Linked DNA regions of Homo sapiens: regions 1 and 2 are each linked to region 3. The links are chromatin contacts, found by Hi-C or POLR2A ChIA-PET in ENCODE. All regions are on one chromosome and are shown on one strand. Each heading gives the region's core, a stretch centred on a gene start or an enhancer-like site at or near the end of the contact. The rest is flanking DNA. Distances are from core to core; before and after follow the strand shown. Region 1 holds the start of ITPKA (inositol-trisphosphate 3-kinase A). Region 2 holds the start of RPAP1 (RNA polymerase II associated protein 1). Region 3 holds the start of INO80 (INO80 complex ATPase subunit).

Region 1 (2,700 bases), core at 165-2,664, 380 kb before region 3:
GCGCTGACCACGGACAGTTATTCAAGGTATTTGGCCTTGGTTAAAACGAGGGGAACAAGGAGGGTGTCCCGGGAGCCGCACATCCCTAAGTGGCGGGCGTCAGGAATGACTTAACAGTGCCCAGGGCTGTGTTTTCCGAGGGTCAGACCTGGTCCCAGAACACCCAGGCTATCAGAGGCAGAGACTAGCAGAGTGATCCTGCCCCCTTGCAGCCTCAGTTTACCGCCCCTCTCTGCCGCGCTCAGGAGCGGCGAGCCGGGAAGATGGGAGGCAGGGCGCGCACTGGGTGGGCTGCGTTCCGCTCCCAGCCAGAGCTCCCAGGCCCACGCCCCTCCCTCCCCTGCGTCCACGCCTCGTGCGGGCGCTGGGAGCAGACGGCAGCGGCTCCCGAGCAGAGCCTGGAGCGCCGCTCCACTCCCACTCAGGAGAGGGAAACCGTGGCAACGGCGGGGGTGCGGCCGCGGCACCGGAGAGGGGGCGGGGGGTAAGGGAAACTCTCCTTCGCCTCTCTCCTTCCGAGGGTTCACCCGGCAAGGCTCAGCCCCTCCGATCCCTCCTGTCCTAACCCACAGCCAACAAGGTCCGCTACCCCCGCTTCGCCCAGTCCCCGCGGCGGGTCGCCTGCTCCTCGCCCCGCTTCTTAGACGCCCCAGGGCCAGCGCCACGACCCGCCGGCGGAGCCGAGGTGAAAGTTGCCCAGGCGAGAGGTCGGCCAGGCGCCTCCCTCTGACCCCCAGATTCCTCCTAAACCGCGAGAACAGGACCTTCCGCTGGAGGGAGCATGGACAGGAGCGGGTCCTCCGGGAGCACCCAGCCAGGTCCCCCGTGCAGCCCCCGCGCCCGGCGCTGGCCCCGCCCCCGCGGCCCGTACCTGACCCACGTCCTCGCCCGCTTCCAGCTGCACGTTGCCGCGGCTCCGGCTCTCACTGTCGCTCAGCAGGTCGTCCTCCGAGTCCTCGAGCAGCGACGAGGAGCCAGTGGAGGAGACCGACGAGGTGGAAAGGCGGCGCGGCTGCTGCAGGTGCGAAGAGCCCGCTGCCGGGAGGCAGTCCCTCTCCCGCTCCGGCGGCCCAGGGCTGGTCGGGGGCACGTCGGGCTCCTCGGCTGTCACGGTCAGCTGAGGGATCACCGGGGCCGGGGGAGCCCGCGGAAGCCCGTTGGGGACCTGTCCCCCACGCCGCTTGGCCCCGCGGGCCCGGGGCTCCCCCGCGGCGGCGGCCGCAGCGACCGCCGCACAGCGCGCCTCGAAGAGCAGGCGCAGCTCCCCGACACTCCGGCGCGGGGCCCGCTCCAGCCCCGGGCTGCAGGGCCTCGCGCCCCCCGGCCGCGCCATGCCCGTTGGGCCCCCGGGCAGGGTCATTTCCCAGTGCCGGCGCCGCCGCTGAGCCCACCAGCCCGCGGCGCGCCGGGGACTGGAGCGGCTCGGCGCCCCCGGCTGGAGACGGCCCCGGGGCGGAGCCTGCGCCGCTGCACGCCCGCGCCCCGCCTCGGCCGCGCCCCCCGCCCACTCCTTCCACTTTCAGAGAAAGCGCGGGCCTCCCAGGGCCCCTGCGAGGGAGAGAAGGCTCTCGGTGACTCCTCGGGGTGGCGGGGAAGTCCAGCCTCCGTAGGCACAAAACCTGGGCCCGGGCCCCGAGGCTTCGCTCCGCCTGCCCTCGGGGAGGTGGGAGGGGCCGCTCCGCGCTGGGGCCTCGCAGCCTTCCCGGGCTTCGCGGCTGGGAGAGATTCCTCCAGGCCGCTCCACAGGCCCTGTCCCCGCGCAGGAGAAGCTGGTCCTACTCTTGGTCCCCTACCCCGTTCCTCGGGTTCCTTTGCGTGTTCATCCCTCCCGGGCAAGGGCTTCAAGTCTCGGGGCCTTTCTCCGGCCCGAGCTCCTGAGCAGAGTTGAAGGCCCCCGGCTTCCCGAAGAAGCCCCACCCCAGGGCGTGCACCCAAGTGGAGACTCTGCCCCAGGGACTAGCTGAGGCTGCTCCCCGCAAGTTCCCCACTTCCCGGCGGGCAGAGAACAAGGTCAGGGGGCGGGGCCTGGATCTGTCCCCATGGCCCAGCCTAGTCCCGGGCTGCATCTCCCCCGCTGCTGGGTGGCAGGAGCTGAGCCCGCCTTCCTCCTCCTCTGTTATAGGAGCTCGGGGCTTGGAGTCCGCCGTGTGGCGTTCAGCAAGTCATTTCACCTCCCTCGACTGCGGATTCTCCCGTTGCTGCGAGAATAAAATAAAAGACTTGAAATCAGGTACACCACACTCTAGATGTGATTTGTAGGCAGTCCCTTTACTCCCTCCGTATATTTCTGCATTTGTACATTTAGAAAAACCTCATCCAACCCACAGAGTTGTGTCTGTAAAACTAGGAAGACAGCACTGATGTTTAAGAGTTTCAGACACTGCAAAGTGCTTATCAGTGTCATTCCATGTGGATCTTCGGCCACTTCCCATGTTGGTAGTCAGCTGACCGACCGGCGAGGCTGCTTTGAGGAGAAGCCACTGTTTCCTATCTTACCATAGTGCCACAGGAGTGAGGGTCCCCCCTCAGGCACTCAGTGTCTGGGGATGGCTGGGGCCCTGGAGACAGAGCAGCCCCAGAAGGATTGCCTTGGATGCTGAGATGGCCGCAGGAGGGGCTTTCCTTCCCTTCTCTCCCCTCAGCCAGGGCTCAGGAATGGCCCAGGAGAAGGAAAGAAGAAGGTTCAGTGGGAAGACGGGA
Region 2 (2,700 bases), core at 154-2,653, 430 kb before region 3:
ATGGGGTTTCACCATGTTGGTCAGGCTGGTCTCGAACTCCTGACCTTAGGTGATCTGCCAGCTTCAGCCTCCCAAAGTACTGGGATTATAGGCATGTGCCACTGTGCCTGGCCCCAGCAATCTGGTTTAACAAGACTTCCAGTTGATTCTGGTGCCTGTTAAAGTTGGAAAGCCACTGGACTAACATTGGCTGCCCCATGATGTCCTTTGGTCTAGAAATGATTTACTTAAGGTCCTACTATGTGCATGGCAACACGTTGGGTGCTCAGTATTTAGATGCAAAGTACAAGGTCTGGTGCCCACAAGGAACTGACAGTCTATTCAAGGGAACAGGACATAAGCCTGTGAAAAGGTAACCGGTGACAGTTGGTAGTTGGCAGTGTGTTCTTAGCATACCACACAACTGGTGCAGGCGGTGAGATTCCAGGTGAATCCAAGGAAAGTTTGGTGAGTAGGCGTGGCTGGCAGAGGTTTTAGAGTTGACGCCAGCTAGGCCTTAAAGAGTTATCCTTTGGAGACAGGGGTGGCAGGGAAAAGAGGGAGGATTTCCAAGAAGGGAGAGTGGGATGAACAAAGGCAAGATTCTGGAGAAGATGATAACCTTGCTAGCAAGGAAGCTTTATTCCCTCTCTTCTCACCACCACTATTTCTGCAGTGCACACTGGCAGTGTTCTTTCCTTGGGCCTTTTTCATGGTTACCTTCTAGCTCTTCCATAAACACATTCGTCACGTTGGGGTGTGTGTGTGTGTCCACGTTTCTGTGTGCTGCCGTGGGCGTGGGTGCTGGGATGTGGGATGTGGTAACACTGGCTGGTGAGTGCAGAGGGACGTCTGAGGAACGCTGTGTCCCTGCCAGGGGTGTCGTAAGTGCAGAAGGGGCTGTGCCTGCTGTACATCAGAAGCATGTGTGGGCCAGGCGCGGTGGCACATCCTGTAATCACAGCACTTTGGGGGGCCGAGGCGGGCGGATTACCTAAGGTCGGGAGTTCGAGACCAGCTTGGCCAACATGGTGAAACCCCGTCTCTACTAAAAATACAAAAATTAGCCAGACGTGGTGGCGGGCACCTGTAATCCCAGCTACTCGGGAGGCTGAGGCACAAGAATCGCTTGAGCCCGGGAGGCGGAGGTTGCAGTGAGCCGAGATTGCGCCACAGCACTCCAGCCTGTGCGACAGAGCAAGACTCTGTCTCAAAAAAAAAAAAAAAAAAAAAGGATGTGTGTTCTGGGTGATGGTATAGAGCTTACGTGGGGGTAATAAACCGCCAGCCGCGCAGCACCGCGCTCACCAGTCCGCTGCACTGAACAAGCAAAGCCCAGAATGCTCCGAGATAAGACCGGGAGAGGCGGGGCTGGGCTGCGGGGCGGAAGCTGGAATCTGGCGGCGGCGGAAACGCGATCTCTGCGGGGCAAGATGGCGGCGCCCAGACAGGCCTGGAGCACGTAGGTGGCGGGGCTGGAGGGACGGATTTCAGGTGATCTGGGAGGAGGACCCAGGGTAGCGTGTCCAGTTTCTTTGCTGGAACCTGCCTGCGGGCCTTTGGTCTGTAAGGGAGCAACTGTGGCCTCCTCTGTGCATAGATCTCGGGCACGGCCCTTCAACGGGCGGCGAAAGCTGCGACTCGATGATTCCTCATTGTAGAGTTGGGTGGTCCAGGAGGCTTAACTGGAGCCCTTGACCTGAGCGGTAAGGGCAGTCACGCGTCCCGACTCGGGATTGGATCCTGGCTCTGGAGGATAGGCTGCAATGTAAGAGCCCCAGAGACTCCTCAGAGGCCAACATAAACCCAGAGGTCCATTGTTAGGACTACTTTTTTTTACGAGTTACTCTTTAGGCATTACTCTTTAGGATTACAGGCGTGAGCCACCGCGCCCGGCCAACCCATTCTTATTCTATTAATAACTGAAAATGTTATCACTTCTAGCACTGATTGGTTCTGGACAAATCTGCGCTGGATTTGTGGGGAAACACACTGGTGGCTTTACTTAGGACTAAAATAATTGTTACTGAGGTTTATTTATATAAGTAACAGGCACTGGGCTAGGCGTTTTGCGTGTATAGTCATTTAAATCCTCACACATTTCCTATTATATAGGACCTGTTACTCACATTTTACAGTTGTGGAAATGGGACTTAAGACAGCATAGAGGCCGCGCACGGTGGCTCACGCCTGTAATCCCAGCACTTTGGGAGGCCGAGGCGGGCGGGTCACCTGAGATCAGGAGTTCGAGACCAGTCTGGCCAACATGGTGAAACCCCGTCTGTACTAAAAAAATACAAAAAATTAGCCGGGCGTGGTGGCAGGCGCCTGTAATCCCAGCTACTCGGGAGCCTGAGGCAGGAGAATCACTTGAACCCAGGAGGCGGAGGTTGCAGTGTGCCGAGATCGTGCTATTGCACTCCAGCCTGGGCAACAAGAGGGAGAATCTGTCTCAAAAAAAAAAAAAAAAAAAAAAAAAGGACAGCATTGATAATTTGCCTAATTTCGCACATTTAGTGCATTTAGTAAGTAGCGGAACTGGTATTTGACTTCTGGCCTATTGATTCCAAAACTGGTGCCCATAACCCCCTGGCTCTCTTTGTGATGTAGGTATGGCGCACCCTATGAAGTGAGCTGGACTTTGCTTTTGGATCACATGAATCCATGGATAAGTAGGAATTGTTTCTGCTTATGTAGACTCTTATAGGAGTGAATTGTTAC
Region 3 (2,700 bases), core at 82-2,581:
TATTTTTAGTAGAGATGGGGTTTCACCATATTGGTCAGGCTGGTCTCGAGCTCCTGACCTCAGGTGATTCGACCACCTGACCTCCCAAAGTGCTGGGATTACAGGCGTGTGGCACTGCACCCTGACACAAATTTAACTTTTTAAAGGTCAGTTAACTCAGCACAAGAAGGCTACTTGATGACCTTAATAAAGTACTTTTTAGTTAAATGCTAAGGGCCAGGTTAAAATGGATTAAAGAATGAGACCCAAAGGAACTGAATTAACAGCATATTTAACTTTCAGTAAGTTCTAATTCTTATCTACACCTAGGCCTTACCCTAGGCAATTCTCACCACACATCCTGGTAGTTGGGTCGATTACATTTATTATGTTGTCTTTTTTGTAGAGACGGGGTCTCGCTATGTTGACCAGTCTAATGGACTGCTCTGAGACGTTTGGCCTGAGGTGATCCTTCCAGGCAGGAGGATCACTTCAGGCCAGGAGACTGGGAACCAGCCCAGTAGACTGGGCAACATAGCGAGACCCCAAGTTTAGTAAATGTGGGTGGCAGTGGACTCAAATTGTAGAATTGGCACAGGTAAAAGCAATTATTCGCTTTTCAGAGGCACACTGTGTGGATGTGAGAACAGGCTGGCATTTCCGATAACAGGTCTGCGTGTTCCCAAGTCCTTGTATCCCACAACCTTCACGTAGACATCTTATCTAACTATGCTGTCCTACCCAACCTATAGCGTTCTTGCTCCCAGAGTCTAAATGGGAGCCCCAAACTAATTACTGTATAGTAGTCGAACTACACACCAGGCACTTCCCCGACAATCTACAACCCCATCCAAAGGGGTCAGAAACTAGTAACAAAATACCAGCTGCGAGCCTCTCCTTCCCCTAAAGAGATCTTATCAACTTGGCTGCACCTTCCCACCTCTAGCCTGCGGGAACAAATATCCCAGGATCCCGGGCGGTTTCGATTGACGTTACTTCCGGGAAAAGTAACCTTGCATCGGCGGTTGCGGGCCTGGAAAGCTCTCGCGACATTTTCTCCTGCGAGATCTGCTTGCTCACTGTAGCGATGACATCCTCCTCCTCCTCCCCGCCGCCTTTCGGCAATCTTCGCCAGTCCCAGTCCCGACTAATCTGTACTCAGATGGCATGGATCAGGGTCTCCCCTCGAACCCCGGTTCGCACGGGGCGTCAGGTGGCAGCGGCGGGGTGCGAGCTGCGCGAGGCCGACGGCAGCGGCACTACGGGTGGCCACGGGCAGGCGACGAGCAGTGAGTGTGGGCGGGGTGGGGGTAAGCCACCCGTGTAGCGGCTCGATTGTTCTGGCCTGGCTATGGCGCCTCTCCTCCCCCCCGCCATGGCTCCCCGTGTCCCTGCTCCGCTCCTCTCAGTGAGTGAAAGTGGCCGCCGCCGCCGCCGGCCCAGCGCCCGCAGCCGCCTCAGCGCCGCCGCCATCTTGGGGTCCCAGGAGCCGCGGAGGGAGCGAGCTAGGAGCGTCCACGCCCAACGCAGTCACCGTCCCACGGCCTCAGAGAGCGAACCGCGGCTCCACCGTCGGCGGGGCGACCCCCCCCTCCGGACCCCGCCCGCACCCCGCCCCCCCTCCGCCGCCGTCGCGGCGGCGGGGCCAGGCGGCCCGAGGTGAGGCAACTAGACGTGGGCGGGCGAACGGAGTGGGGGTTGTGTAGGTCTTGTTGCGCCCCTCTCTGCGGGCGACAACTGGGCCGCGTCTTAAAGGGGCCGTCGCCCCCGGCCCTTGGATTTGTTGGGGTTAGTATGGAGGATGGGTGTGGACACTCCCCGCAGGGTTGGGACCTCAGGGACTAGGGCCTTGTCCTTCCCGTTTCATATCTCTGGAGACCCGGGGTCATGCGGTGACCTCAGCCACCTGAGGAAGCCCGTGGGGCGCCCACACGTGGGGAGTGTGTTAGACCAGGTGCACGTGGGACCCGGTGGGGCGGTGTCGGGCTAACACGTGTGTAGGTTTGGGGGTGGGCAGGGGCAGGGCGGAGGCTGGAAGGCCTTGAGTGGGAACCCCGTGAAGGTTGTGTATCTGTCATTTTAAACAAATGAGATCTAAGGGCTTGTTAGTGTGTCATTTTGTAAGGGGCAAGTTGAGATACGGTTGAATGGTGCACGCTGCTGGCTGGTGTTGGGTGGGGGCAGGCTGACACCTGCATAGACTTGGGAGTGTCTAGATGACACCTCTTCTGGTTTTTTAGGTTTTTACATAGCGACTAGGAAAGTGTCATCCTATTTTGACATTCCTTCTTGAGCTCGCTAATGGAAAGTACTACTTCCGTAATCTCCGAGGCTAGAAGCCCCCTACAGTTTAGGAATGACAGAACCTAGGCAGCCACTTACTATTCTAGTTAACAGCCAACTGTGCCTGGAATTCTTTGATTCACACACTGTCTCTAGTTTGATGTACTTGTTAGAAATGGGGGAAGGAATTTGGAGGTTGACCTGGCTAACGTCACAGGTTACTTTTCCAGTCAGTGACTTTCATTATTTCCTCCACAACAAAATTATTGTGGCTTTTCAGTGGCAACTTAAATTAAATAATAGCTTTATTGAAATATGATTCAAATACCAAAAAATTCCGCTTTCTAAAGCGTATAATTAAGTAATTTTCTGAAACTATATTTATTAAATTCTGTAGCCATCAACCACTATTTAATTCATCACCCTAAAAGAGAATCT

The links. A loop is a pair of places that touch in the nucleus more often than their neighbours do. ChIA-PET counts read pairs that join two places held with the same protein, here RNA polymerase II (POLR2A). Pooled maps may share reads with other maps.
Region 1: a pooled map shows a loop between it and region 3 (7-fold over the local background). The contact joins the promoter of ITPKA here to the promoter of INO80 in region 3. A Hi-C loop is called at or near these places in 2 of 37 single-sample maps with no recorded cell type and 7 of 50 pooled maps. POLR2A ChIA-PET finds 5 or more read pairs at or near these places in 2 of 52 experiments (activated CD4-positive, alpha-beta T cell and activated naive CD4-positive, alpha-beta T cell).
Region 2: a map of CD8-positive, alpha-beta T cell shows a loop between it and region 3 (15-fold over the local background). The contact joins the promoter of RPAP1 here to the promoter of INO80 in region 3. A Hi-C loop is called at or near these places in 3 of 168 maps with a recorded cell type or tissue (CD4-positive, alpha-beta T cell, CD8-positive, alpha-beta T cell and naive thymus-derived CD4-positive, alpha-beta T cell) and 10 of 50 pooled maps. POLR2A ChIA-PET finds 5 or more read pairs at or near these places in 3 of 52 experiments (CD4-positive, alpha-beta T cell, activated B cell and naive thymus-derived CD8-positive, alpha-beta T cell).

The regions. Positions count from the first base shown.
Region 1 is chr15:41,492,588-41,495,287 of GRCh38, reverse strand. It overlaps ITPKA (inositol-trisphosphate 3-kinase A), which reads right to left and starts at 1,414. Exons shown (of 7, transcript NM_002220.3): 1 at 872-1,414. The coding sequence starts at 1,360. RefSeq lists silencers at 795-844, 955-1,134, 1,155-1,774 and enhancers at 1,511-2,011, 2,012-2,512.
Region 2 is chr15:41,542,960-41,545,659 of GRCh38, reverse strand. It overlaps RPAP1 (RNA polymerase II associated protein 1), which reads left to right and starts at 1,403. Exons shown (of 25, transcript NM_015540.4): 1 at 1,403-1,441. RefSeq lists enhancers at 1,259-1,648, 1,582-2,163 and a silencer at 2,643-2,700.
Region 3 is chr15:41,114,911-41,117,610 of GRCh38, reverse strand. INO80 (INO80 complex ATPase subunit) reads left to right here and starts at 1,331. Exons shown (of 36, transcript NM_017553.3): 1 at 1,331-1,638. RefSeq lists enhancers at 1-127, 844-943, 909-1,688, 1,754-1,833, 1,884-1,933 and 2 more and a silencer at 1,384-1,653.